Linked DNA regions of Homo sapiens: region 2 is linked to region 1. A link is a loop called in an ENCODE intact Hi-C map of the cell type or tissue named here. Cell type or tissue: heart left ventricle. All regions are shown on one strand. Each heading gives the region's core, and the rest is flanking DNA. Links, peaks and the distances in the headings are about the cores only. Region 1 overlaps MAP4 (microtubule associated protein 4). Region 2 overlaps MAP4 (microtubule associated protein 4).

The links. Hi-C counts contacts between places; a loop is a spot of excess contacts. Peaks named below come from ENCODE experiments on the same cell type or tissue, not always from the same donor. Only the 100,000 strongest peaks of a DNase experiment are listed, where the experiment ranks them.
Region 2: it touches region 1 in a loop (1.8-fold over the local background); 3 of 110 quality-filtered maps call a loop at or near these places.

What each region holds. Positions count from the first base shown.
Region 1 is chr3:47,956,072-47,971,330 of GRCh38, reverse strand. All of the region lies in intron 3 of MAP4 (microtubule associated protein 4), which reads left to right. It also overlaps the pseudogene VPS26BP1. Among named protein-coding and RNA genes, the nearest start is that of MAP4, 53 kb to the left of the region's middle. RefSeq lists a silencer at 9,277-9,386. In heart left ventricle, for the core only: no CTCF peak of the experiment used is centred there; no DNase peak of the experiment used is centred there.
Region 2 is chr3:47,908,387-47,923,645 of GRCh38, reverse strand. MAP4 (microtubule associated protein 4) reads left to right here. Exons shown (of 21, transcript NM_001385682.1): 5 at 1,768-1,881; 6 at 4,805-4,927; 7 at 6,472-7,695; 8 at 8,707-8,829; 9 at 11,225-14,608. Among named protein-coding and RNA genes, the nearest start is that of MIR1226, 66 kb to the right of the region's middle. In heart left ventricle, for the core only: no CTCF peak of the experiment used is centred there; no DNase peak of the experiment used is centred there; H3K27ac peaks cover 1,432 bases.

The DNA of each region.
Region 1 (15,259 bases), core at 2,884-10,883:
AGAGTTTCTGAACAGCTATTGGAGCCACGCTGTAAATTGGCATCATAACTCACAAGTGGAGCCCAGACATAAGCTGCACATTATGTTGCTATGTATAGACAGCAAGACATCCATCCGAACTCCACCAAATTCCTGGAACAAAGTTTTATTTCTTTTCTTTCATTTTCCAGTTAATGAGTTGCATGCTGGAGACACATCAGCAAATTAACAGCACGTAATGTTTCTTAAAGTTTTTTTGGTTCATGGTTTTCTAATAAAAATACAGAATTTCTCTTCAGAAAAGTCCACATATACCCATATACAAGATGTTACATTTACGTTTAGAGTGTTTAGGACTCCATTGAAACCAGCTCATGGACTACAATCCTTTTCTAAGCCAAGCATTTAATTAATACTCTAAGCCACGTTATTTCAGTTTCTTTTGGGGCTTTGTATTGAATAAGACAAAATAGCTTCTTCTTGAGCTTTAAGTGAAAATATAATTCTGATTTTTTTTTGTTTGTTTTTGTTTTTGAGACGAAGTTTCGCCCTTGTTGCCCAGGCTTGAATGCAATGGCACGATCTTAGGTCACTGCAACCTCCGTCTCCCAGGTTCGAGCGATTCTCCTGCCTCAGCCTCCCAAGTTGCTGTAGCTGGGATTACAGGTGCCCGCCACCATGCCCAGCTAATTTTTTGTATTTTTAGTACAGATGGAGTTTCACCATGTTGGCCAGGCTGGTCTCGAACTCCTGACCTCAGGTGATCCACCTGCCTCTGCCTCCCAAAGTGCTGGGATTGTAGGTGTGAGCCACCACGCCCAGCCTTCTGATGTTTTTTGGGTTTTTTTGTTCTTGTTTTTTGAGATGGAGTTTTGCTCTTGTTCCCCAGGCTGGAGCGCAGTGCAATGGCACAATCTCAGCTCACCACAACCTCCACCTCCTGGGTTCAAGCAATTCTCCTGCCTCAGCCTCCCAAGTAGCTGGGATTACAGGCACACGCCACCATACCTGGCTAATTTTGTATTTTTAGTAGAGACGGGGTTTCTCCATGTTGGTCAGGCTGGTCTCGAACTCCCAACCTCAGGTGATCCACCCACCTCGGCCTCCCAAAGTGCTGGGATTACAGGCATGAGCCACCATGCCCAGCTTTTAAAGACTTTTTAAAAAACCTATCTTAAGTTCTAGTTACTGAGAGAAAATCCATATTGAGGCAAGGGCTTTGCATGTAGGTAGTTTATTTTGGGAAGTGGCCCCAGGGCACAAGAGTGGGATACTGGGAAAAGTGAAATTAGAGGAAAAGAATACAGTGAAGTATGACTACTGACCTAGTCACTGCTGTGGGCAAAGTGGGCTTAAGTCTTTTGGGGTCTTTTGAGGACCTGTATAGAATGCCTCTCAGTGTTCACTACCTGAGTATCTTGGTTATAGAAGTGGATAACATTTATTCACCATTTACCATCTCTCATTGCTTAAGACTCTTTTTTTTTTTTTTGAGACAGAGTCTTGCTCTGTCGCCCAGGCTGGAGTGCAGTGGTGCGATCTCGGCCCACTGCAAGCTCTGCCTCCTGGGCCTAACACTCTTGTACTTCTGGATTTGCACATGTGTGGTGCCAGGATGCAGATGTCTTGTCTCTTGGTGTCAGAGAAGTTGTAGGGCAGAAAACTCTGGTTTGGTTGATACAAAGTGCTGTCAAATCACACCTATGTGCAGCTGGATGCTGTAGCAATAGCTAGAATAAATAGTGAACTTAACAGAGTGTGAGGTGGGGGCACAAGAAGTGTCTAACCAAGAGGTTACTTCAAAGCAAGATTCTCTTAACATAAGATTTGTCTGCTTATGCCTTACCATAGAGGATGAGATCCTTCAACTCTGTAGAGGAAATTTGAAGGAACTCCATCTATTATGGTACTAATCCTTTTTTTTTTTTCTCTCCCCGCGCCCCGCGAGACAGAGTTTTGCTCTTATTGCCCAGGCTGGAGTGCAATGGCGTGATCTTGGCTCACTGCAACCTCTGCCTCCAGGGCTTGTGATTCTCTTGCCTCAGCCTCCCGAGTAGCTGGGGTTACAGGCTCCCACCACCATGTCTGGCTAATTTTTGTGTTTTTAGTAGAGATGGGGTTTCAGCATGTTGGCCAGGCTGTTCTTGAGCTCCTGACCTCAGGTGATCCACCCATGTTCGCCTCCCAAAGTGCTGGGATTACAGGCGTGAGCCACTGCACCTAGCCAGGTGCTAATTCTTGAGCTGCATTGTTAGAAACTATAGAGATAGCCACAGATGTTAGTTTTGGAATTTTCCACCCAAACGTTTTTTTCTTTAGTTAGTTTTAGTAGTTTTTATGTTTCTAGAAATTTGTTCATTTCATCTAGGTTATATAATTTGTTTGCCTACAGTTCTTAGTATTCCCTTATAAACCTTTTTTATTCCTGTAAGATTCATAGTGATATCTCCTTTTCATTTCTGGTTTTAGTAGTTTGAATCCTCTCTCCTTTTTTCTTCATAAATGTAGTTAAAAGTTTGTCAATTTTTTTCATCTTTTGAAAGAACCAACTTTCAGTTTTGGTGAGTTTTCTCTATTTTCTCTCCTCTGTTTCCTTTATTTCCACTTTAATCTTTTTTATTTCCTTCCTTCTGCCTCATTTGAGTTTAGTTTGCTATTTTTCTAGTTTCTTTTGGTAGAAGGTTATGTTAGTGATTGGTGATTTTTATTTTATTTTATTCTTTTAATATAGGTGTTTATGGCTATAAATTTCCCTCTTACCACTGTTTTAGCTGTACCTCTTAAGATTTGATATGTTGTGTTTTCATTTTCATTCATCTGAAAGTATTTTCTAATTTCTTTTGGGATTTCTTTGACGTGTTGATTATTTAGGAGTGTGTTAATTTCTGCATATTTGTGCATTCCCCAATCTTCTGTTTACTTTCTAATTTCATCCCATTGTGGTTGGAGAACATAATTGGTATTCTTTCAATCCCTTTCAATATATGGAGGCTTGTTTTCTGGCCTAACATATGGTCTGTCCTGAAGAAGAATGTATATTCGGCTCTTGATGCGGGTGGAATGTTCTGTAAGATGTCCATTAGATGTAGTTGGTGTATAGTGTTATATAGGTCTTCTCTTTCCTCGTTGGTATTCTGTCTTGTTGTTCTATCCATTAGTGAAAGTGAGGTATTGCAGTATCCAACAATTATTATTGAGTAGTCTATTGTTTGCTCAAGTTCTGTTAGCTTTAAATTTTACATGCTTTTTACATTTCTCAAGGATAAATTCCTTGTGAAAAATGCTACGGTTGTGGATAAGAAAGATACACACAAATGATCGCTACAACTATGAGCCTCAGAAGCAGCAGTTGAAATGTCGGTCGCTGGTAGGACGATTTAAAGTGTTTTTTTGTTTTGAGGCAGGGTCTTACTCTGTCACCCAGGCTGGAGTGCAGTGGTGTGATCATAGCAGCCTGGAACTCTGGGTTCAAGTAATCCTCCCGCCTCAGTTTCCCAAGTAGCTAGGACTACAGGTGCACACCACCATGCCTGGCTAATTTTTAAAATCTTTTGTAGAGACAGGGTCTTGCTTTTTTGCACAGGATGGGCTTGAACTCTTTGCTTCAAGTGTTCTTCCCACCTCGGCCTCCCAAAGTACTGGGATTACAGGTGTGAGTCACTGTGCCCGGCCTAAATGTGTATTTTATTTTATTATTTTTGAGAAGGAGTCTTGCTTTGTTGCACAGGCTGGAATGCAGTGGCATGATCTTGGCTCACTGCAGCCTCCACCTTCCAGGTTCAGGTGATTCTCTTGCCTCACCCTGCCGAGTAGCCGAGATTACAGGCGCCTGCCGCCATGCCCAGCTAATTTTTGTATTTTCAGTAGAAACAGCATTTTACCATGTTGGCCAGGCTGGTCTCAAACTCCTGACCTCAGTGATCTGCCCATCTCAGCCTCCCAAAGTGTTGGGATTGCAGGCGTAAGCCACTGCACCCAGCCTAAATGTGTTTTTTGTTTTGTTTTGTTTTGTTTTTTGTGACGGAGTCTCGCTCTGTCGCCCAGGCTGGAGTGCAGTGACCCGTTCATGGCTCACTGCAACCTCCGCCTCCGGGTTCAAGCAATTCTCCTGCCTCAGCCTTCCAAGTAGATGGGATTACAGGCATGTGCCACCACGCCCAGCTAATTTTGTATTTTTAGTAGAGATGGGGTTTCTCCATGTTGGTCAGGCTGGTCTCAAACTCCTGACCTCAGGTCATCTGCCCGCCTCGGCCTCCCAAAGTGCTGGGATTACAGGCATGAGCCACTGCACCCGGCCCTAAATGTGTTTTTAAAAGATGATATTTTTTCCTCAAAATCTGAACAATGTTTTTTGCAGAAATAGAAAAATCCATTCGGAATCTCAAGGAGCCCTCCTGAATAGACAAAACAATCTTGAAAAAGAACAAAGTTGGAAGTCTCATTTGTTGATTTTCAAAACTTACTGAAATGCTATAATAATCAAAACTGTGTGGTATTGACTTAAAGGGAGACATATAGATCAAGGAACGGAATGGAAAGCCCAGAAATAAACTCTTTTATACATGGTAAGATGATTTTAGACAACGGTACCAGGACCATTCAATGGGAAAGGATGGTGTTTTCAATAAATGATGAGGGGAAAACTGGATATCCACATAAAAAAGTTGGATCCTGCTGGGAACAGTGGTTTATGCCAATAATCCCAGCGCTTTGGGAGGCCAAGTGAGAGGATTGCTTGAGGCAAGGAGTTCAAGACCAGCCTAGGCACTATAGGAAGACCTCATCTCTTAAAAGAAAAAAAAATTGGCCAGGTGCGGTGGCTCACACCTGTAATCCCAACACTTTGGGAGTCCCAGGAGGGCAGATCATGAGGTCAGGAGATCGAGACCATCCTGGCTAACATGGTGAAACCCCGTCTCTACTAAAAAATACAAAAAATTAGCCGGGCATGGTGGCAGGCGCCTGTAGTCCCAGCTACTCAGGAGGCTGAGGCAGGAGAATGGCATGAACCTAGGAGGCAGAGCTTACATAAGCCAAGATTGCGCCACTGCACTTCAGCCTGGGCAACAGAGCAAGACTCTGTCTCAAAAAAAAAAAAAAAAAAAAAAAAAAAAAAAAAAAAAGGTAGTGTGGGCCTGTAGTCCCAGCTACTCAGGAAACTGAGGCAGGAGGATCCTTTGAGCTGAGGAGTTCAAGGCTGCAGTGAGCTATGGTAAAGTACACCGCTGCATTCACCCTGGGAGACAGAGAGAAATCCTGTCTCTCCCTCTCTTTTTTTTAAGTTGGGACCATTATCTTATATTCAAAAATTAACTTAAAATGGATCAAAGACCTAAACAAAGCACCAAGGCTATACATTTCTTAGAAGAAAACATAGAGGGAAATCTTCATGACATTGGATTTGGCAGTGTTTTCTTGGATATACACCAAAAACACAGACGACAAAAGAAAAAACAGATAAATTAGGCTATATGAAAATTGAAAATTTTTGTCTATCTCTGTAGAGTGAAAAGGCAACCCATGGAGGCAAAATATTTGCAAATCTTATATCTTCTCAGGAGTTAATATCCAGAATATGTAAATAACTTCTAGAGCTCAACAAAAAAAAATTAAAAATATGGGCAAAGGACTTGAAGAAACATTTCTTCATAAAAGATACAAAAATTGCCAAGAAATACATGAAAAGATGCTCAGCATCATTAATCATTAGAGAAATGCAAATCAAAACCACAATGAAATATCACTTCATACTCATTAGGATGGCTAGTATGAAAACAAGAACAGAAATTAACAAGTGTTTACGAGGATGTGGAAAAATTAGAACCCTTGTGTACTGCTGATAGGAATGTAAAATGAAAGTGCTATGGAAAATAGTATGGTGGCTCCTCAAAAAATTAAAAACAGAATTATTGTAAGATCCAGCAACCCAACTTCTGGATATATGCCCAAAGGAATTGGAATCAGGGACTTGAACAGATATTTGTACACTCATGTTTGTAGCAGCATTATTCACAGTGGCCAAAAGATGGAAGCAACCCAGATGTCCCATCAACACATGGAATGAATAAACAAAAATGTGGTACATTCATATAATGGAACGTTATTTAGCCTTAAAAAGGAAGGAAATTCTGATATGGTACAACATGAATAAACCTTGAAGACACTATGCTAAGTGAAAAAAGCCAGTCACAAAAATACAAATTTATATGCGGTACCTAAAGTAGTCAAATTTACAGAAACAAATATAAATATACTCCATTTATATAAATTACCTTAAGTAGTCAAATTTACAGAAACAAAGTAGAATGGTGGTTCCCAGGGGCTGGGAGAGGCGGGGAATGGATGTGTTTGGTGTTGCTTAATGGGTACAAAGTTTCTGATTTGCAAGATGAAAAAGTTCTGGAGATGGATGGTGGTGATGATTGCACAACAGTGTGAATGTACTTAATACCACTGAACTGTACACTTAAAAATCGTTAAAATCGTAGAAATAAACAAATGCAGCTCATATTTAAAGGGAAAAAAATTTCAAATTAACCATCATATCACAGATCTCTTCAGAATTAAAGGGATGCTTTATATGTTAGGTATTTTGTACGTTTGTTCTGGTTTGTCCAGTTGCAGAGAGAAATACACAAATATGTCAACATTGCTTAAATGCTAAGCAGTTATGGGGAACATTTTGTAAGAACAGATACAATATTGGTTAAATTCCATGAGGGGGTTGAGTGAGAACTAAGGAAATTTGAAATTCGAGCTTGAAATCTCCATTTGGATGTAGAATTGATATCTCAAATTTGAAATGTTCTAAACTGAATTCATGATTGCCCCACCCCAAAATCAAAACAGAGAAGAAAAAGAAGAAAAAAACCACCTGCCTCCCCATCTCCTTAAATGGAAATTCTGTCCTGGTTGTTAAGGCTAAACATTTGGTTTCCCTATCCTCTTCTGCTCCTCTCACACCCCACACCCAGTTTGTCAGAAAAAGATATTTGGAACCTGACCACATCTCACCACCTCCACTGCTCTCTCCCTGATTGGACCACCATCATTAACCTTGGCTACTGTAATAACTTCCCAAATTAGTCTCTCTGCTTCCATTTGCTTGCTCCCTGCAGCATATTCTTAAAAACATCTACAGTGGTCCTGTACATTGATCATGCTGTTCTTTTGCACAGAACCCTCCAGTGGTTGCCCATCTCAAAGTAAAAGCCAAAGTCCTTATGAAATACCACAAGGCCCTATGATGTCGTTGTCATCTTTCTGACCAGATCTTTTCTTAGTTACCCCTTTACTTACTTTGCTTCATGGTGTTCTTGCTACTGTTCCTTGAACAAGCCAGGTGGGCATCTGCCTTGAGCTCTGAGCACTAGCAGTTTTCTCTGCCTGGAATGTTCTTCCCTTTGATATATTCATGATTGACTCTTCACTTTCTCAATGAGTACTTCTCGACTATCTTTTTAAAAATTGCACCCCTTCTATTTTTTCGTCCCACTGTTCTACTTGAATTTTCTTCGTGGCTTTTGTCATGTCACTTTCTAATAATTTGTATAGTTTACTTATCTCATCTGCCTTTCCCCACCAGAAGAAGATATTATAGAAACAAATTTTATGAGAGGGACAGGGCTTTTGTTTTGGTCACTGCTGTGGCCCAGCACCTAGAACACTGTCTGGTGGATAGTAGATCCTCTGTAGCTATTGAATGAATAATCTTTAATATCTATTTGTTTCTGGCCTCACATGGGAAAAGAAACTTAAAAACAAGACCAGATACAATCGTAATAATTCTTGCCAGGTTATTGGTACGCATCTTTCTGGAAATATGTTATCTGTCATGAATTTGTTTAAATTTTGAGGAAGCTGTGGATAGAGCACCTACTAGCTTTGATTTCTTAGGCAAGTTGTTTGCCCTCTTTGAGGCTAAGATTCCTGCTGTGTAAAAGGAGAGCTCTATAAAAATAGTTGTTTGCCTGAAGTGACAGAAATTATTTTCAGTGCTTTGAAACCTCGTTGAAGGGGTTAATATTTAAATGTAAGATGATATTAGAATGATGATTAATGTCCACATAGAAAGTTCTTACAGTTCAACCCATTATATACTTTTGTTAAATCATTCTGTTTGACCATCAGCCCCTTTTCCTACTTAATTGGTTGTGTAACAGTATTTTAATCGGATGTAACTGGAGCATATTGGTCCATTGTGAAGCAGAAATGCTCTGTTTCTAGAGGACAAAACTGGAGGTGAAACTTCAAAAGTGAGCTCCAGGCAGACTGAAAGAAGAGTTTTTTTGTTTTGTTTCTTGTGAAAAAATTAACTTAGGACTCTCACTGCAAAAAACTGGCAAGCCTGGCCCTCCAGTGGGTTTTCAGCAATTTAAAATGAAATGAGAAGATGCAAAACTATGTCAACTGTAAACTTAAGTATTAACATTAGACTCCTTAGAGGTCTTCATTGAAGGATTTTGCTTTCTATTTAACAAATTAATATTTCTGGTCTTCAGTTTTTCTGTGTAAAACGAACAGGCATTCTGCTGTTTCTGCTGCTGCTGTTAGTGCTGAGCAACAGAGATACAGTATGTTCTGCGGTAGGTGATAGCTTTTTAGACATTTAGAGATTAACATTTGCCTTCTGATTTATTTTCTTTGGGTTAAACATCTTTCATTTTTTCTTCCACTCTTTCCTATTATGTAGATTTATGCTGTTTTTAATGGCCAATATTTGGATCAGAGTCTATTCAGGAGACAGAAGCTACACCATAAATTGAACAGAGAATTTACTATAGGGGTAAAGAGAACTCTAAAGAATACAGGAATGACAGATATAGGGAATAGTCACTACCCTTAGGGCTGGGGCAGAGTACACAAAGAAATAACAAATTTGGAAAAGTATGCGCCCCTCCCCCACCCTGCCCCCAAAGCTGATTGCATATCTTGGAGGAAGTCTCCATTTGGTAGTAAAGATGTTTGCTGAGTTGCTGCAGGTCAGGGTGATGTGGGGCAAACAAGCCCCCAGACTGGGGCTTAACCCAGGAGGGTTCTTGGCTTTGCCAGGAAAGAATTTAAGGGTGAGCCAGTAGTGAGAGAAAGAAACTTTTATTGAACCAGTGCTGCTTCTTGCTGAGCAGGGCTAACCCATAGGCAGTGTGCCCAGAATCGGTGTCTGTGAGCTGCTAGCTAGCTGTTTATATCTGTTATTAATTACATGCTAATTAAGAGGCAGGTTATTTAGAACTTTCTGGAAAAGGGGCTGGAAGTTTCTGGGAATCAGATAAGGTAACTTCTAGGCTGTTGCCATGGCATTTGTAAACTGCCATGGCACTGGTAGGAGTGTCTTTATGCTAATAAACCCTGAGGGCAACTCGAGGTTACTTTTGTCAGCATCTGCTGGTTTCAGCCAGATCTTGTTCCAATCAGCAGGGTGCGACAGGAAATTAAGTCCTGCTGGTCTTCTACCTCAAAGGTAGTTAAGCAGGAAGCTGTACTTGGGGGTGCTGCGGCATCACCAGCAAGCCTGTTTGAGGCACTGGTGGAACTTGCCTGGGAAGATGTCCATGAGAATGCCCACTAAAGCTTGTTGGGATGAGCACCATGGGGTGTTCTGCACACCAGCAGAGCACCATGGAAGTAAGAAGATGCAAAAGCACACTAGAACCAGGAAGAGAAACCCTTTCCTTCCATGCCCTCTACTAAGCTTAGTGTCATCATGCCCGCTCTCTAGGAAGAAATGTTTACATTATTACAGGCAGGGCAATGAAAGGTAGATTTGGAATTGAGAGGCAATATATTGATTACTTGCATAGCCTATTATTTTGGCTACTTAGCTTCCATATGCACTTTACACACATTTGAGCTCCCATATAACAATGAAACTCTTATGTTTCTACCTAACAAGATACAGCTATGTCAGAGGGTGAAACTCTCACCCTTGTTCTAAAATGAGGAATGAGGACATGCTCAGCCCCATAGTCATTGTATCCATTGCTGGCTATATTTTTGTTTGTTTGTTTGTTTTAATAGAATCAGGGTTTTGCTGTGTTGCCCAGGCTAGTCTCAAACTCCTGAGCTCAAGCAATCCTCCGGCCTCAGCCTCCCAATGTCCTGGGATTATAGGTGTGAGCCACTGTGCTTGGCCTGCTGGCTGTTTATCAGTCCTCAAATAGAAGTTCCAGCTTCAGAGGGCCAAGGTCATGTGATGGGAGCCAGGGGCTTGGAGTTCTGAGGGAAGAGGAGTGAAGTATTGGGGGATGTGGCAGTATCACTGACAGTGAGGTTTTTTGGAGGCTTTTTTGGTCTGATTTGTGAGATTGATATTGTCCTTAATGATAAGGAAACAAAGAAAATGGCAGAAGTGAAAACTGAAAATGGCGAAGTAGAAAAACACCATCTCCTCTATGATGGAGAATCTGTTTCAGGAAAGGTGAAAGAGTCTAGAAAGAGCTAGAGCACCACAACATTAGAATTGAATTTGTACGTCAAATTGAACTTTTCTATGATAAGAGTAATATTCAAGAGTTTGTAAACCTAGTGAAAGAACTAGCCTTACCTGGAGAGCTGACTCAGAAGTTGTCATTTGGAATTTATACATGTTGAAAAGTCATGAGAATCTTACATTGGTGCTAATGTCCTCTTGATGTATTGAAGTGTTAGTAGTAAGAAGACTGACAGACTTGGTAAAAAGAATGTGATCTTACTGTTCACCAACTTGCCAGCTATCCTGATGGAAGTGGGCATTGAAGATTGTCTACATATAGAATTTGAATATAATGAAGTATCATTTAAAGGATGTGACTGTTACAAAAATTTACCTCTTATAAGTAAGAATAAAAACACAACATATGGGGTTACAACTGATCAATAAGACTGTTGTTAGCAGGATATGACCTAACTCCAACAATGAAAGTTATGAACAAAAAAGTTTCAGTAAGGTACTTTTTGAATTTAGCGCCTGTTGATGAGGAAGACAGAGGGTACTTTAGGCAGCAGATCATTTAATGGAGAAAAGCTCCTGAAAAACTGAGGAAACAGAATAAACTTTTACCAGTGATTTGAACCTCCAGAATCACAAGCATCTGCTGAATAGCCTGAAATATACTGAATAAGATGAAAAAAGAAAAACAAAACTATAATCATTAAGTTAAACAGGTTAAAGATGGCTGCAGCATGTGGAGGGGCAAAATGGGCATAACTCTGCCCGGGCATGGTGGCTCACACCTGTAATCCCAGCACTTTGGGAGGCGAGGCAGGCGGATCACTTGAGATCCCAAGTTCAAGACCAGCCCGGCCAACATGATGAAACCCTGTCTCTACTAAAAATACAAAAAGTTAGCTGGGCATGGTGGTGAGTGCCTGTAATCCCAGTTACTTGGGAGGCTGAGGCAGGAGAATTGCTTGAACCCAGGAGGCAGAGGTTTCATTGAACCAAGATTGCACCACTGCACTCCAGCCTGGGCAACAGAACAAGACTTCATCTCAAAAAAAAATAAAAATGGCCAAAACTCCATTTATATTCATCTTCCTTTATCTTACAGCGCTACATTTATTTCATGATATAGCAAAATGTTCTTCATGTATATACATTTTTTTTTTTTTTTTTGAGATGGAGTCTCGCTCTGTCGCCCAGGGTGGAGTGCAGCGGCGCGATCTTGGCTCACTGCATGCTCCACCTCCCGGGTTCACGCCATGCTCCTGCCTCAGCCTCCTGAGTAGCTGGGACTACAGGCTCCCGCCACCACGTCCGGCTAATTTCTTTTTGTATTTTTAGTAGAGACGGGGTTTCACCGTGTTAGCCAGGATGGTCTCGATCTCCTGACCTTGTGATCTGCCCACCTCGGCCTCCCAAAGTGCTGGGATTACAGACGTGAGCCACTGCGCCCAGCCACATTTTTTTTTTTTTCCCTTGAAAATCGCTCTTTTGCCCAGGCTGGAGTGCAGTGGCACAATCTTGGCTCACTGCAACCACCGCCTCCCAGATTCAAGCGATTCTCCTGCCTCTCAGCCTCCCAAGTAGCTGGGACCACAGGTGTGTGCTACCACGCTCGGCTGATTTTTATATTTTTAGTAGAGACGGGGGTTCTCCAGGCTAGTCTCGAACTCCTGACCTCAGGTGATCCACCCGCTTGGCCTCCAAAAGTGCTGGGATTACAGGTGTGTGAGTTACCACACCCGGCCACCTTCATGTATATACATTTTTAAAAGTGCTTTCTTTGAAATGCTCAAATTTTCTTAAACTGCCTTTTTTTTTTTTACTGCACACTTTGATGACAAGCATTCAGATATGCGTCAGCATAAGCTTTAAAGATTTTCATGTGGCAGAAAACAAAGTTCCACTGACTAGTTTGTTACCAAAAGTTGTATTATAAATCTAATTTCAAGGCGGGTGCGGTGGCTCATGCCTGTAATTTCAGCACTTTGGGAGGCCGAGTTGGGTGGATCACGAGGTCAAGAGATCAAGACCATCCTGGCCAACATGGTGAAACCCCGTCTCTACTAAAAATACAAAAATTAGCCAGGTGTGGTGGTGCACGCCTATAGACCCAGCTACTTGGGAGGCTGAGGCAGGAGAATTGCTTGAACCTGGGAGGCGGAGGTTGCAGTGAGCCGAGATCTTGCCGCTGCACTCCATCCTGATGACAGAGTGAGACTTGGTCTCAAAAAAAAAAAAAAAAAAAATTAGCCGGGTGTGGTGCACACCCCTGGAATCCCAGCTACTCAGGAGGCTGAGGCAAGAGAATCACTTGAAGCTGGGAGGCGGAGGTTGCAGTGAGTCAAGATCGCACCACTGCACTCCAGCCTGGGCAACAGAGTGAGACTCGGTCTCAAAAAAACAAAACTAAACTGAACTAATTCCAACTTATAATAATGGGAAGAAGGAAAGAAGAAAATGGTTAGAATATACAAACAAATACCAAATATAACAAAGAGAAAGTTCATCCTCATTTCTGTGATTAGTAATGAGGCCACAGTTGATATCTAGGCTTCTTTCTTCAGTTACCTATTTCATGTTTCCCTTGCCTTCAGCACGAACCTCAGCTGGTTGAGGTTCTTTACCTGGTGAAATGACTCAAACATTTATTCCCTCATTAGTCCAGTCCTTTTTTGGTTGCTGTAGTTTTCCATTAATCTTTATTTTTGGCATGGAAGTATTAAGAGGTGCCTTAGATAATCCCTTGGGTTTCAGACATAGTCCTCCTTGCTTTCACTGTGTAGCAGCAACCGTTTCCCCTTGACAATTGGGCTCAATCTTTCCCAACCAGTAGGTTCAGCCTGTTGGTTCAGTGGTGTAAGGAGTCCCAAGTAGCCAAGTGGCAGTCTCATCTTCTAATGCAATTGAACCATTGTTGTGTATGCTAGTAGATATATTTCCTGCTTAGGGACTAGCACTTCCAAGCCAGCAGAACTCAGTTGTTAGGAGTGAAAGCAAAAATTCAGTGATTGCTAGATATAATAGTGAGTGGAGCCGCACATACTTCTACCCTTTGATTCCCAGACCTGTATATTCTGATTGAGGGAGGAGACAGCACCATGTAAGGTGTCTCTGATTGAAATCATTACCCCATCCTTTCAGGGTGTTGTCTCCCTGAAACTGTAACTTAGTCTTCAGTAATCAATTCCCTATTTTAATTAGGCCAACCATTCTGTGTGATAGGATGTGACAACACCAGTTAAGTCCATGGACATGAGCCCATTTCTGCATTTCTTTACTATGAAATGACTTTCTTGGTCAGGAGCAATGCTGTGTGGGCTTGGCATGGTGGCATATGCCTGTAACCCCAGCATTTTGGGAGGCCAAGGCAGGAGGATCACTTGAGCCAAGGAGTTTGAGACCAGCCTGGGTAACATAGTGAGACCTTGTCTCTATTTTAAAAATACATCTTTTTTTTTGGCCAAGCATGGTGGCTCACACCTGTAATCCCAGCACTTTGGGAGGCTGAGGCGGGCAGATTGCCTGAGGTTAGGAGTTCGAGACCAGCCTGGCTAACATGGTGAAACCCCATCTCTACTAAAAATTCAAAAAAAATTAGCCGGGCATGGTGGCACATGCCTGTAGTCCCAGCTACTTGGGAGGCTGAGGCGGGAGAATCACTTGAACCCAGAAGGCAGAGGTTTCAGTGAGACAAGATCGTGCCACTGCACTCCAGACTGGGCGACAGAGGGAGACCTCATCTCAAAAAAAGAAGCAGCCGCAACACTGTGTGGAATGTCATGGTGGTAGATTGGGCACTTATATATAAGTTCATGGGTGGTGGAACTGCCAAAAACATTATAGGCAGAGAAGGCAAATCTGTATCCAGAATACATGTCTATTCTAGTGAGGACAAATCTCTTCCCTCACCCCTGCCCTTATTCCCCATAATAGAAGTCCAGCGTAATCAACTTGCCACCAGGTGGTTAGCTAGTTTTTGGGAAATGGTGCATATTCAGGGCTCAGAGTTAGTCTGTGCCATTAACAGATTAGACATTTAGCAGTAGCTTTAGTCAGGTCAGCCCTGTTTAGGGGAAGATCATGTTGTTGAGTCCATGCACAGCCTTCATGATGATTTTTTCCATGGGTTTTATTGAGCAAGCACTCTTGTAGCTATGGAAAGTGTCTAACATTTATATTCATGAAGTACGTCATTTTGTCAACTTGCTTATTAAGAGCCTCCTCTACAGTGAATGCAAATGATTATTCACATGGGACACAAATATCTTCACAGTCTGTGCCTGTTCTGAGAGTTTCATCTGCATATCTTTCCCCCAGATTTCCTTGTCACCATTTCCTTCCAAGTTCCTAACTAGCCAACAAAATCCTTAATAATTGTTCATAAATGAGTATAAATCTCTGCTTCTGGCCATGTCTTACCTCAGGCAAAAGGGAAAACCAAATGTACCCCTCAACGTTCTGCCCTCTGAAGGAAAGATTTTTCTTCATCACTGCCCTTCAGTCCTACCTCTTTAAATGGGGCTGTAGTGCTGCAGCTCCCCACTTTTGGGTGATACTGGCATGTTGTGCAGAGCTATGTGTAAACCAGACTTGAGTTTTTTCTTTCCCCAGTCAGCTGGTCATATGGAGCTCTCAGGAGGCCATTGACTTGGATTGAGGGAGAGGAAGCAATGCAACAGAACTCAATGCTGAAGTCTGAGCTACCTCCTATGTAACTTACTCATATTTCTGGACCTGCTTGAATTTTTTTTTTTACGTGTTTTTCACTTGATGATAGATCGTGCTGCACATGCCAAGCTAGACTACATAGGTTGGATAACATCTAGTTCCTGATGAGAAGCTCAGGACACGTGGTTG
Region 2 (15,259 bases), core at 3,762-11,761, 49 kb after region 1:
AGGGTTTGTTTTTTTTTTTTTTAAACAAAAAGCAGGCTGTGTTTTTTGTTTTTAAAGATGGGCGGTCTCGGTGTGTTGCCCAGACAGGAGTGCAGTGACTATTCACAGTCGCCATATCATAGTGCACTGCAGCCTTGAACCCCTGGGCTCAAGAAGATCCTCCCACCTCAGCCTCTCAAGTAGCTGGGGTGTGTGCCACTTTTCCAGGCTCCCATGGTTTTCTGAAGAAGAAGCCTCAACAAGTTTCCCAATATTGCCTTCTGCTTGTTCACACTTCCCGATGCAGTGGTCTCCCCTAATCCTGAAATTTCTTACAAAAAGAGGGTGGTATAGCTGCCTCAGAGCCAAGAAAATGAACATTCTCTCAAGGCCTGGGCTTTTATGCGGCTGTCTCTGACAATTGAAGTGTCTTAAGGGAGTGATGTGTTAGTGTCACTCAGGAACTAGTTGGAAATGCAGATTCTCAGGAACCAGCAATCTTTATTTTTAACAAGTCTTCAGGATGATTAAGATAATAAAATAAATTCCAAGAAGGCCTCTTCAGAAAGTGGAACTCTTGTTTAGCCTGAACAGCTTTGCTTTTTTTTCTTTTTTTTTTGAGACAGTCTCACTCTATCACCCAGGCTGGAGTGCAGTGGCGCCATCTCGGCTCACTGCCACCTCTGCCTCCCGTGTTCAAGCGATTTTCCTGCCTCAGCCTCCCGGGTAGCTGGGACTACAGGCACGTGCCACCACGCCTGACTAATTTTTTTATATTTTTAGTAGAGACGGGGTTTCACTCTATTAGCCAGGATGGTCTCAATCTCCAGACCTCGTGATCCGCCCGCCTTGGCCTCCCAAAGTGCTGGGATTACAGGCATGAACCACCATGCCCGGCCCTGCTTTTTTTTCATGTACAAAAGCACAAAGAGTTTACCTGATGTTTTGAGTGCTTTTATTCATGCCAGCTCCTGAGTCAAGAGTTTATTTCTTCTGTTAGGATAACAATTGTTTATCTTGTCCCATTCAGACAGTTTTGAAATGCAGTTTTCTTCATCATGTCCACATGAGGTGAAAAATTACTTGTTGGTTTTTTTTTTTAAGCTTGTTAATGGCTCTGTCTTTTTAAAAAGTAACTTAAAATGAATGTTATATAAATATATATTGAAAATTTAGTTTATACTTTCACCTCTCAGAGTGTTTGTTATACAGCTGAGCATTAGTTGCCCTTTTTGTTTTATGCATTTGTTGGCTATCTGATGTACATAACCAAATCTTAGAGAAGGGATTATTTATTATTAACTCATAACAAATGAATTAGTGAATATTGATTCTCTACCATGTGCAGTCACATATGATTTCGGTTTACTTACTATTGACAACTCATCTATATTCATCATAGGATAATAAGAAATATTGGCCAGGCATGGTGGCTCACGCCTGTAATCCTAATACTTTGGGAGGCCGAGGTGGGCAGATCACTTGAGATCAGGAGTTTGAGACTAGCCTGGCCAACGTGGAGAAACCTTGTCTCTACAAAAAAATACAAAAATTAGCCAGGCATGGTGGCGGGCATCTGTAATCCCAGCTACTTAAGAGGCTGAGGCAGGAGAATTGCTTGAACCTGGGAGGTAGAGGTTGCAGTGAACCAAGATGGCACCACTGCACTCCAGCCTTGGCAACAGAGCAAGACTCCACCTCAAAAAAAAAAAAGAAAGAAAGAAAGAAATATTAATCTTTCTAGTTGCATTCACCAGGAATGAGTTTTGGATTTCTTCTATATTCCAGATCCCTTTAAGATGTACCATGATGATGACCTGGCAGATTTGGTCTTTCCCTCCAGTGCGACAGCTGATACTTCAATATTTGCAGGACAAAATGATCCCTTGAAAGACAGTTACGGTATGGCTTCTTCAAATGGATTTATTCTGTAGGGAAGGAAAAAAATTTTTTCTTTACTCATCTTTGGTTCACTGACTAGGGCTCTGTGACAAAAGATTAACAAGAAAAAAGAGACCAAAGTTTAAAATGTGAATTTAATATGTACATGAGAGGTACCTAGGGAATGAGTAACTCCGCAAGAGGTGGCTTTAGAATTCCACCTTATATAGCTTCTTCAATAAAGAATGACAAATTTTTTTTTTGAGAGGTGAGAAGATGAAGGAAAAGACTTTTGAGTCTCTAGGGGCCGCAAATTGTGGGAGACAGGTAAATGGTAGGTAAAAGCTAGTTAGTAAAGGTTGCTGTGTAGATTCCTATGGTGCCATCTCCAGGCTAATAATAGCCTTCAGCTTAAAAAAGTCCTTATGCCAAAGTAGCGTATTTTGGGGTGGCATATTCTGGTGTCCTTTAGTTGTTTAATGCCAAACAATCAACATGGCCTTTCACACATCACCTTTGAAGCTAACCACTAAGAAAAGTCAGATTTAGGGGCTGTGGGTGTGACAAGGCTCTCTTTGGATTAATCAAAGGAGACAATTCACAGATTCACAGTTGGGCTGTCATCTCCCCTTTTTTTTGAGACAGGGTCTCACTCTGTCACCCAGGTTGGAGTGCAGTGATGCGATCACGGCCCACTGCAGCCTTGGCCTCCTGGTCAGGTGATCCTCCCACCTCAATCTCCTGAGCAGCTGGGATTACAGGTGTGTACCACTATGCCTGGCTAATTTTTTGTAGAGATGGGGTTTTGTCACGTTGCCCAGGCTGGTCTTGAACTCCTGGGCTCAAGTGATCCACCCGCTTCAGCCTCCCAAAGTGCTGAGATTACAGGCGTGAGCCTTTGCACCCAGCCACATTTTTCTACTTCTTCATTTACAGGCAGACACAGTGGCTCATGCCTGTAACCCTAGCACTTTGGGAAGCTGAGGTGACAGGATTGCTTGAGCCCAGCAATTTGAAACCAATCTGGGCAACATAGGGAGATCCTGTCCTACAAAAAATTTTAAAATTCATCCAGGCGTGGTGGCACATGCCTGTAGTCTCAGCTACTCAAGAGGCTGAGGTGGAAGGATTGCTTGAGCCCAGAAGGTCGAGGCTGCATTGAGCCATGATCATGCCACTGTACTCCAGCCTGGACAACAGAGTTGAGACCCTGTCTTAAAAAAAAAAAAAAAAAAAAAAAACCATCTGGGTGCAGTGGCACACGCCCGTAATCCCAGCACTTTGGGAGGCCAAGGCGGATGGATCACTTGAGGCCAGGAGTTCAAGACCAGCCTGGCCAAAATGGTGAAATCCCGTCTCTACTAAAAATACAAAAATTAGGCTGGGCCTAATGGCTCATGCCTGTAATCCCAGCACTTTGGGAGGCAGAGGCGGGCAGATCACCTGAGGTCAGGAGTTTGAGACCAGCCTGGCCAACATGGTGAAACCCCATCTCTACTAAAAATAGAAAAATTAGGCCGAGTGTGGTGGCTCATGCCTGTAATCCCAGCACTTTGGGAGACGGAGGTGGGCAGATCACCTGAGGTCAGGAGTTCGAGACCAGCCTGGCCAACATGGTGAAACACTGTCTCGACTAAAAATACAAAAATTAGCTGGGAGTGGTGGCAGACACCTATAATCCCAGCTACTCAGGAGGCTGAGTCAGAAGAATCACTTGAACCTGGGAGGTGGAGGTTGCAGTGAGCTGAGATTGTGCCATTGCACTCCAGCCTGGGCAACGAGCAAGAATCCATCTCAAAAATTAATAAATAAATATAATAAAAATAAGAAAATTAGCTGGGCAAACAACAACAACAACAACAACAACAAAACTGCTACAAAGTATTTTAATAAAATTGTCTTCTAATGTTGGAAAGGGAGGTGTTAATCTCATTTTGCAGATGAAGAAATTAAGACTCGCAGTTTTTTACTATAGTATATTATGTTGGTTGTGGTGTTGGAACTAGAGTTCAATCATTAATATTTTGAATCTTTATATTACCCTTTATATATTATATAGAAAGTAGCCAGTGAATGTTGATTAATGGCACTACTGGGATATACTATACCACCTACTAACAACTAGCTAAAACCTGAAGAATGTCAGCAGTGTTTCCTTTAAAACTTGTTTGCGTTGTCGGCCGGGCGCGGTGTCTCACACCTGTAATCCCAGCACGTTGGGAGGCCAAGGCGGGTGGATCATGAGGTCAGGAGTTCGAGACCAATCTGGCCAACATAGTGACACCCCATCTCTATTAAAAATACAAAAAAATTAGCCAGGTGTGGTGGTGTGTGCTTGTAGTCCCAGCTACTTGAGAGGCTGAGGCAGGAGAATGGCGTGAACCTGGGAGGCAGAGATTGCAGCGAGCCGAGATCGTGCCATTGCACTCCAGCCCAGGCGACAGTGCGAGACTCTGTCTCAAAAAAAGAAAAAAAACTTTTTTTGCATTGTTTTTTATTAGTCTGTGTCTTCCTGGCAATATATGCAGCTGATTTTAAATATCAAATACCTCTTAGGCCGGGCGCGGTGGTTCACGCCTGTAATCCCAGCACTTTGGGAGGCCGAGGCGGTTGGATCAAGAGGTCAGGAGATCGAGACTATCCGGGCTAACATGGTGAAACCCCGCCTCTACTAAAAATACAAAAAATTAGCCGGGAGCTGTGGCAGGCGCCTGTAGTCCCAGCTACTCGGGAGACTGAGGCAGGAGAATGGCGTGAACCCGGGAAGCGGAGCTTGCAGTGAGCCGAGATCACGCCACTTCACTCTGTCTGCGTGGGCAACAGAGCGAAACTCTGTCTCAAAAAAAAAACAAACAAAACAAAACAAAACAAAAATATATCAAATACCTTTTGTTTCCAATGTTTACTAAGTTTCAAAATGTATTTGTTTGTGTTTCAATATTAGGTATGTCTCCCTGCAACACAGCTGTTGTACCTCAGGGGTGGTCTGTGGAAGCCTTAAACTCTCCACACTCAGAGTCCTTTGTTTCCCCAGAGGCTGTTGCAGAACCTCCTCAGCCAACGGCAGGTAAACTATTAGAGACTCCCTTTATCAGTTAATGGTTGCAGTATTGGTAATCAATATAAATCATCAGGTGTATTTTTTAGCAGCTTACAGCAGGTATAAAAATTTCAGAACAATCACAAATGTTTTGCTTATATTAGTGATATCACCACTGGAGGAATTAAATTGTTGAACTATAACACTTAGGGTTAACGGGCACATAAATACTTTTTTTAAATTTTTTAACATATATATATTTTTTTCATCACATTTTCATTGTATTAGGTATCAGAATTTTTTTTTTTAATTCAGTACAGATTTACGGCCTGGTGTGGTGGCTCACACTTATAATCCCAGCACTTTGGGAAGCTGAGGCAGGCAGATCACTTGAGGTCAGGAGTTCCAGACCAGCCCAGCCAACATGGTGAAACCCCATTTCTACAAAAAATACAAAAATTGGTCTAGGCACGGTGGCTCACGCCTGTAATCCCAACACTTTGGGAGGCCAAGGCGGGCAGATCACCTGAGGTCAGGAGTTCGAGACCAGCCTGGCCAACATGGTGAAACCCCGTCTCTACTAAAAATACAAAAAATTAGCTGGGCGTGGTGGCAGGTGCCTGTAATCCCAGCTACTAGGGAGGCTGAGGCAGGAGAATCACTTGAAACCGGAAGGCAGAGGTTGCTGTCAGCCGAGATTGCGCCACTGCACTCCAGCCTGGGTGAAAGAGCTAAATAAATAAATAAATAAGCTCAGCGTGGTGGCGTGTACCTATAATCCCAGCTACTAGGGAGGCTGAGACAGGAGAATTGCTTGAACCCGGGAGCCGAGATCATGCTACTGCACTCCAGCTTGGGCAACAGCGTGAGACCGTGTCTCAAAAAACAAAAACAAAAATTCAGTACAGATTTAGAACTCTGGAGTTTTTCTTGATAGGAAGCATGACTGACCTGCTGTCCCACAGATTATCTTTCTAATACTAATTCTGTGCCCGTGTTATTTTTGAAGCCTATGTTTTCTCTCTTCTTTGCCATTTCTCCTCCACTACTTGTCCTCCCAGTATTTTACATCTTATTCTTCCAAGTGTTGAGACTGTCAAAGAGTAGGCAGAATATGTTACTTGACATTAGCTTCTTCTTCTTTTTTTTTTTTTTTTTTTGAGACGGACTCTTGCCCTGTCCCCCAGGCTGGAGTGCAATGCCGTGATCTCGGTTCATTGCAAACTCCGCCTCCTGGGTTCTAGCAATTCTCCTGCTTCAGCCTCCCAAGTAGCTGGGATTACAGGCGCCTGCCACTGCATGGCTAATTTCTGTATTTTTAGTAGAGACAGGGTTTCACCATGTTTGTCAGGCTGGTCTCGAACTCCTGACCTCAGATGATCCATCCGCCTCGGCCTCCCAAAGTTCTGGGATTACAGGCGTGAGCCACTGTGCCCGGCCTAACATTAATTCTTAGTTATGTGTACAGTCTTATGGTCACAAAAGCCAAATACTCTCATGCCTGAAGAAAGTAAGCATTTTTAATGCAAAGGTATGAGTAGACAATGATGTGTCCTAAATTTCCAATTTAGTTCCCTTAGAGCTAGCCAAGGAGATAGAAATGGCATCAGAAGAGAGGCCACCAGCACAAGCATTGGAAATAATGATGGGACTGAAGACTACTGACATGGCACCATCTAAAGAAACAGAGATGGCCCTCGCCAAGGACATGGCACTAGCTACAAAAACCGAGGTGGCATTGGCTAAAGATATGGAATCACCCACCAAATTAGATGTGACACTGGCCAAGGACATGCAGCCATCCATGGAATCAGATATGGCCCTAGTCAAGGACATGGAACTACCCACAGAAAAAGAAGTGGCCCTGGTTAAGGATGTCAGATGGCCCACAGAAACAGATGTATCTTCAGCCAAGAATGTGGTACTGCCCACAGAAACAGAGGTAGCCCCAGCCAAGGATGTGACACTGTTGAAAGAAACAGAGAGGGCATCTCCTATAAAAATGGACTTAGCCCCTTCCAAGGACATGGGACCACCCAAAGAAAACAAGAAAGAAACAGAGAGGGCATCTCCTATAAAAATGGACTTGGCTCCTTCCAAGGACATGGGACCACCCAAAGAAAACAAGATAGTCCCAGCCAAGGATTTGGTATTACTCTCAGAAATAGAGGTGGCACAGGCTAATGACATTATATCATCCACAGAAATATCCTCTGCTGAGAAGGTGGCTTTGTCCTCAGAAACAGAGGTAGCCCTGGCCAGGGACATGACACTGCCCCCGGAAACCAACGTGATCTTGACCAAGGATAAAGCACTACCTTTAGAAGCAGAGGTGGCCCCAGTCAAGGACATGGCTCAACTCCCAGAAACAGAAATAGCCCCGGCCAAGGATGTGGCTCCGTCCACAGTAAAAGAAGTGGGCTTGTTGAAGGACATGTCTCCACTATCAGAAACAGAAATGGCTCTGGGCAAGGATGTGACTCCACCTCCAGAAACAGAAGTAGTTCTCATCAAGAACGTATGTCTGCCTCCAGAAATGGAGGTGGCCCTGACTGAGGATCAGGTCCCAGCCCTCAAAACAGAAGCACCCCTGGCTAAGGATGGGGTTCTGACCCTGGCCAACAATGTGACTCCAGCCAAAGATGTTCCACCACTCTCAGAAACAGAGGCAACACCAGTTCCAATTAAAGACATGGAAATTGCACAAACACAAAAAGGAATAAGTGAGGATTCCCATTTAGAATCTCTGCAGGATGTGGGGCAGTCAGCTGCACCTACTTTCATGATTTCACCAGGTACGTGCTTGTGCTTATTCTCAGTATTTCTCTCTACCAGGTTGTAGTCTCGAGAAGACTAAGGACAAACATCATGCCAGGTAAAGTACAGACAGTCACACTGTACTTTGCAAGTTTATTCATACTCCTGCTCTCCTAGACAACTCTTTCCCGCCTTTACCCTCCTCCCACCTCCAACACCTTTTCTATGTTCATTCTCTGCTGATTGTCCTGTTTTTCTTGCAGATAAGTCAAGCAATAAAATAGAACATCGACAAACTTCTATTCCATTATCTACCCAACTACTTGTATCTGTATCCATGGTCTCTGCTTATGAAAGTTCCCGTTTTTATAAGTAAACTGTTCCTGCTCCTAATTAAGACCAACCTCTCCTCATTTTGCCCTAGATTCCATCTCCTCTTTCCTACTCGATATATTGCCCCATGTATTCTTCCCTTTTTTGCCCCTCATACCAATTTAAATCTTTTTTCATTGGATCATTCCCACCCATTTAACAAACGTTTGTTATTTTTCCCATCTTAAAAAACGAAACATTGACCGGGCATGGTGGCTCACACCTGTAATCCCAGCACTTTGGGCGGCCGAGGTGGGCGGATCACCTGAGGTCGGGAATTCAAGACTAGCCTGACCAACATGGAGAAACCCCGTCTCCACTAAAAATACAAAATTAGCCGGGCATGGTGGCGCATGCCTGTAATCCCAGCTACTCGGGAGGCTGAGGCAGGAGAATCACTTGAACCTGGGAGACGGAGGTTGTGGTGAGCCGAGATCGCACCATTGCACTCCAGCCTGAGCAACAAAGAGTGAAAAACTCCATCTCAAAAAAAAAAAAAAAAGTAACATAACTAGACATACCTTCCCAACTTCAGCTTCCAACTACCACTTCACTCCTTTGCTGCCCCTTGTAGGAGAACTCCTCAGAAACTAATCCCATATCCAATTTCTGGCAGATGGAAAATAGCTGAAATCATGCTTCTCTGAAACGTGTGTGGCTTTTGTTATTACCTTTAGAAACCGTCACAGGAACGGGGAAAAAGTGCAGCTTGCCGGCCGAGGAGGATTCTGTGTTAGAAAAACTAGGGGAAAGGAAACCATGCAACAGTCAACCTTCTGAGCTTTCTTCAGAGACCTCAGGTAAGTTAGGAAAACAAAATGAACTCTTTGAAACAAATTAGGGGCGATAGAGTAGTGATGGTAGACATTGTCTCTAGTTCCCTGTTGTATGGTGGTAATCAGCAGTATAGTTTATGAAGTCAATTCTCTTAGACAGATTTTATCTGGTTTAGACAGAATGTCAGCTTGTTATATCTTTAAAAATTACTACTACAGCAAATCAGGATACCTAATTTTTTTTTTCTCCACTGTTTTTTTTGTTGTTGTTGTCGTTGTTTTTTTTTTTTTGAGACAGAGTCTCACTCTGTCGCCCAGGCTGGCGTGCAATGGCGTGATCTTGGCTCACTGCATCCTCCACCTACTGGGTTCAAGCGATTCTCCTGCCTCAGCCTCCTGAGTAGCTGGGATTACAGGCGCCTGCCACCATGCCCGGCTAATTTTTAGTAGAGATGAGGTTTCACCATGTTGGCCAGGCTGGTCTCAAACTCCTGACCTCTGGTGATCTGCCCACCTCAGCCTCCCAAAGTGTTGGGATTACAGGCGTGAGCGACCGTGCCTGGCCTTCTCCACTGTTTTCATAGTGAAGAAAGGACACCCAAATTTTGATCTGGTTCAGCTATTCACTATTCTATCCTGTGTGGTCTTAAGCAAGTTACATAACTTGCCTATATCTCAGTTTACTTAGCTATAATATAAATTAATTGGTCAAATGTTCTCTAAAGTCTTACTAGTTACAGTGTTCCATGGCCCAACAGCATCTACATTACCTGAGAGGCTGGTAGAAATGCAGAATCTTGGGCTCTACCTTAGGCCTTTGTAATTATTATCTGCATTTTAATTAGATCCCCAGATAATTCTAATTTTCATTAAACTTTGAGAGGTACTGCTCTAAGATACTTTCCAATTTAAAGTTTGATTATTCAGTGAATTTGAAGATTACCTGTTTTTAATAACCCAGAAGCATATGTATATGATTATCAACTTGATTTTCTGTTTACTTTTCTGTGACTATGATTGGAATGTGGACATCCTGACATATGGGACATAAGGGCCCATGACTTATTTCACTTAGAATCTCTAATGCTTTGCACACTACCTAGCACAAGACTAGAGCTTAAATAAATGTGTGATTTTTTTTTTAAATGTTGTTTTACTGACTCAACAAATCAGTAAAGATTTATCAAGTGCTTATGGTATACAAAATACACCATGTTAAGGCATATAGATATTTAAGTCCCCGTCCTTGCCCCCTGAATTATTATATTATAACCTGAATGAAGAGATAAGTTCTCAGGCATGAACTCTGAAACCCAAGATTTACATAATAATTGAATAAAATAGTATAAAAGATGGCACTGAATAGCTGCTGATTAATTGCTGAATTAAATGTTATAAATACTGGGGGATACTATAGCCTAGCAATTTTTTGAGCGATGCAATAATTAACCTGAGATATTAAACAAAGGCTAGGATTTAGAGGATATTGGAGGGGTAAGGACAAGAATGAAATCCACTATTTACATATTATAATATTCTTGGAAATCAATTTATTGGGTCAGACTTGACAGGAGCTGGCATATACCTGCTCTTAATGAGACTCTTGCCAGGATCTTGGATCCATATTATATTAACTGGGAGGAAGGTTAGACCAGATCACCTGCTGAAACTCTTCCAAAGGTACTCATCTTAATTGTTAAAATTAATTATCCTACTTAACATTATATATATTTCTCTGTCTTTTGGGAAGTACATTTAGGAGCAGAATGTTGAAATTTAACATATTTGTCTTTCAAAGTAGGATGCTCTGGTTCTGGAATCATGAGAATTTTTCTCTGACCAAAATGTGGATTCAGTATATTTTGTGTGTGTGCGTGAAGTGACTTAAGTCTGGCCTTCTGATCTAGTTCCCAGAATCTGTCTGGTTTGTTTGACAAGTATTAGTTTAATATTGGTGACCTAGTCTTAGAATTATAAATTTTGTCCAAAATCATGTATATTTAACTGAAGCAATTAATAAATTTCACCAAAAAGAGGCAAGCACTAAGAATGACCAATATAAATCAGATGAGATTTACAGGCAGTAAGTGCTTATTTTTAGAGGTTAAAAGATGTGAAATGTTTCATTTTTAAAAGTTCAATCCTGCTACTTCTGAAATTTCAAATATTTTATAAATGTTTGAAAACAATCTTTACCTGAGATGATGATCTGTTAAATATTTTTGCTAGCGCCAGTTAAAAGTGAGAAATGTTTTAGAAAAGACTGTTTTCCTGAGCAAATTACAGTAAGTACTATATGTATTAGTGAAAATAGCCTCCTTAAATTAGTCATTTATATGGTCTGGTTTTTTTGTTTGTTTGTTTGTTTTTTGTTGTTTTTAAGAAACAATAACGAGGAGTTTTTTGTTTGGAATTTTAGCCAACTTCATGTATTGCGGTACCCCTCCCACACAAGCCAAACAAGTTTGCAGACCCAGTGACCGCAGGTCAACCCGGCCCAAGCCTGCCAGGGTCCCTCCTGAGCTGCTGGGAGGCTCTCCTCCATGGAAGACTCTTGATCACAGGCTGGGCCACTGCTCTTTGTCTGAGTCAGGTTGGGTCTCTGGTTCATCCTCCTGTGGTGGGCCTGGGAACCAAAGAAAAAGTATTCATGTTGACTCACTTGAACCCCAGAGGGATCTTGGCAGGGAGGCCTGGGATATAGAAAGCACACCAATAATGATGAAGAAAAAGAAGAAGAAACCAAAGCAAAAGAGATATTCTCAACCACGGGCTGGAGGACCTTCGGATGATGACAATGCAGATAAGCCTAAAGGTCATCCATTTGCAGCTGACACACAAAAATCAGGTGTTCTCCCCAGCCAGCCTACCACTATGGGTACAGAATATGGACTTGTATCTGGAGAAAACTTGAAAAGGGAATGTTTAGTTAACTCCAGTGCAGCCAGACTGGTAGCTGAGAACTTTGTCTCAGAGAGTCTCAGAATTCCTTTATATCCTTCTGAAGAAGCCCCCAAAACTGCAATAAGTTCTCAGTCTAAGCTGAGAGTAGAGGAAGAGAGCAAAAGTAACAAGTCAGTACTACAAAACCAAGACAAGAAATTGCTGAAGCAACATGAATACAAACCACAGCCTGCACCCCACCTGAAGACTCCTGTAGATAAAAGCCAGTCAGTAGGCCCTCTCAATCTGAAAGGACCCCTAGCAGAAGTTTCTGCATACAATGTAGAAACCCCTTTGGATATCAGACTTAAAGAGGGTTGCTCTCCTTTCTTGGACCAAGAGGTTATGGGTGTAGTTTCAAAACCCACAGCAGCAAAAGAAATACCAAATTTGGTACCCACTTTGATAGCAAGTAATCCATTAGAATGTAATCTAAAAGAAGGGAATAATGAAAGTAAAATGACTAAACTGCAGAATGTCAAACTGAAGGAGTTTCCTGAAGGAGCTGAAGAGGATAAAGAACTAAAAAAGGAAGCTTTTCCCAACGAAAGACAAGAGATCAGCATCTTTACTTCTGAGCAGCTGCAGGGCCAAGTGTTGGTACAGGTCCCTGGGGTAGAGAATGAACCATTTAAGAGAATGGCAGGTGATGGCAAAAGCAGGAAGGGAAGGGGAAGTTCTGGGAAAATGAGAACAGATTCTGGGAAGGTAAAAGCAAAATCTGAGCTGCCATTTCTTCTGGACAGCCAGAAGGACGGAAGGGCTGTTCTCATACCGAGTGAGCCAGTCTCTAAAACTGAAGGAATGACTACTCAGGATAAGAGTGAGGAGCTGGGGCTGAATTCTTCAAAGCAACCAGGCACTAAGGCTGATCTCACGGAGGCAGTGGTGATGGGGGAGCCTAAAGAGATGACTCAGCCTAAGGTGGCAGGCACCATGCAGGCATTGATTCCTTTGGAAAGTGGATCAGGCATGACTCAGACTTCTGGTGTTAGCACAGAAACAGGAGATGTAGTCAAAGATATGGGTGTCAATAACCAGAGCAAGGAAGGAAGGTGTCCATGGAAGGATCATGAGGCAGCTCCCTGGATTTCTGAAAAGCCTAAAAAGAGAGGCAATGAAGGCAAAAGCAAAAAGTTTAAAAATAATTATTCCACACAGCCTGCTAGAATGGAGAGGAAGGAAGAAATCCTTAACCCACCTTTTGAAGGGAAGGATGGAGATACTGGTAGTATTCCCCATAAAAGCAAGGAAATAGGATTTACTTTCCCCAAAATGCATGATTCTTCGTTCTCACATACACCAGATACACCCACAGTGGAAGCAGTTGACAGGAAGGGTGGAAATTTTCAGGTTAATTTTGTTGAGCTTGGGACTCTTGGGGAAAACAAGATAAGCACAGTCAAGGCTTCTACTGTTACTGAACCACCTGCCAAGGTGACAGATGTGAGCTGCCAAGAGCAAATCCAGGGGGCAGGATTTGTTCCTTCAGTAGTATCTGAGGAGAATAAGACAGATGCAGCCAATAGATACACTGCAGTGGCTGACAAACCAAGTAAAAGGAGTAATGATGGAAAAAGTAAAAAGGTTAAAAATAGTTCTCCTGAGAAGCACATTCTGGAGAATAAGATAGATGCAACAAAAATACATGTTCCCATGGAAACCACAGGGGACCAGGGAATTGAAGGAATGGCCTATATGGACGAAAATAGAAATATTACATTTACCTGTCCCAGAACACCATCAGAGCTGATAAATAAATCATCTCCTCTAGAGGTTCTGGAATCAGCAGCCTGTGAAAAACTGCCCACTCCTACTCCTCAAGTAGTAAAGGAAGGTGATTCCTTTCCAGATACCTTGGCAAAAAATGGGCAAGAGATAGCCCCAGCCCAGATTTCCAAATCATTAATGGTAGATAACTACACCAAAGATGGAGTCCCAGGTCAAGAAAGACCCAAGGGTCCCTCTGCTGTTGTGCCCTCTACAAGCACAGGAGGAGTTGCTCTACCTATTACAACAGCCATAGAAACAGTTAACATTCATGGAGATCACTCTCTTAAGAATAAAGCTGAGCTTGCTGATTCCATGAAAAATGAAGCAGGGATCGATGAAGGGCATGTGATAGGAGAATCTGAGTCAGTGCACAGTGGTGCGTCTAAGCATTCAGTAGAGAAAGTCACAGAGCTAGCAAAAGGTCACCTCCTTCCTGGAGTGCCAGTAGAAGACCAGAGCCTACCAGGAGAGGCCAGAGCCCTAGAAGGATATGCAGATAGAGGTAATTTCCCAGCACATCCAGTGAATGAAGAGAAAGAGACTAAAGAAGGGTCTGTTGCAGTTCAGATTCCTGACTTACTGGAAGACAAAGCACAAAAGCTCAGTTTTTGTGAGGACCAAAATGCTCAAGATAGAAATTCCAAAGGTTCAGATAGTTTGAATAAGAAGGTAGATCTGACTCTTTTGTCTCCAAAAAGTGAAAATGATAAATTGAAAGAAATTAGTCTGGCTTGTAAAATCACGGAATTGGAAAGCGTTTCCTTGCCAACACCAGAAATCCAGTCAGATTTCTTACATAGCAAAGTCGAAGCTCCTCCTTCAGAGGTGGCGGATACGTTAGTAATAATGACTGCTTCCAAGGGTGTTCGACTCCCAGAACCCAAAGATAAGATTTTGGAGACACCTCAGAAAATGACAGAAAAATCTGAATCAAAGACACCAGGAGAAGGGAAAAAGGAAGATAAAAGCAGAATGGCAGAACCAATGAAAGGCTACATGAGACCCACCAAGTCCCGAGGACTTACTCCACTTTTGCCAAAGTCTACAATCCAGGAACAAGAGAGACATAAGCAACTGAAGTCCGCTGGTATGAACCTGCCATGGGGAAATGTGTGTGCTTGTGGCTTTTGAGTCAGCATCAGAAAGGCAAAGAGCTTGTGTCTTGGCTCCATCCAGACTCTAATCATCCTTGTTAATCATTGGTTTGTTGGCATGAAACCTATAACTGCTACGGTGTGTTTTCTGCAGCCAATGTGTTCCTTGTGTCCTGCTTGAGGAGGCTGGTAACTTGGTTGCATGCCTTTTTTACCCAGCACTGAACGTTGAATTTTAGGGGAAGTTGAATTTTCAATGAATTGTCTAACAAAAGACCTATCATCATCCATTTCTTAATTTTTTTAAAATTGTGCCTCCTATGTATCAAGTTTACAGCTAAATTTTAATCATTACTTGGTATAAGGATTCACAGGAGGAAAGAAAATATTTCATGTCTAGCTATGTGCATGAGATTTTTTTCAATTTATATGTAGCTTGTGCTGGTGGGACTAAATATCCAAACTGCTTTTAGGTTAAATGAAATCAGTCCACCTCCTTATGAGGAAATGGTGGCCTCAAACCAGCATTGGTAGGCACCGATTTATTTGTGTTTCTAGTAATGGGAAATGATCTCTCAATGATACAGATACATTTTTTGACCAGTTTGTTGCTTATATCCATTGCCCCACAGTTCCATGTGGGT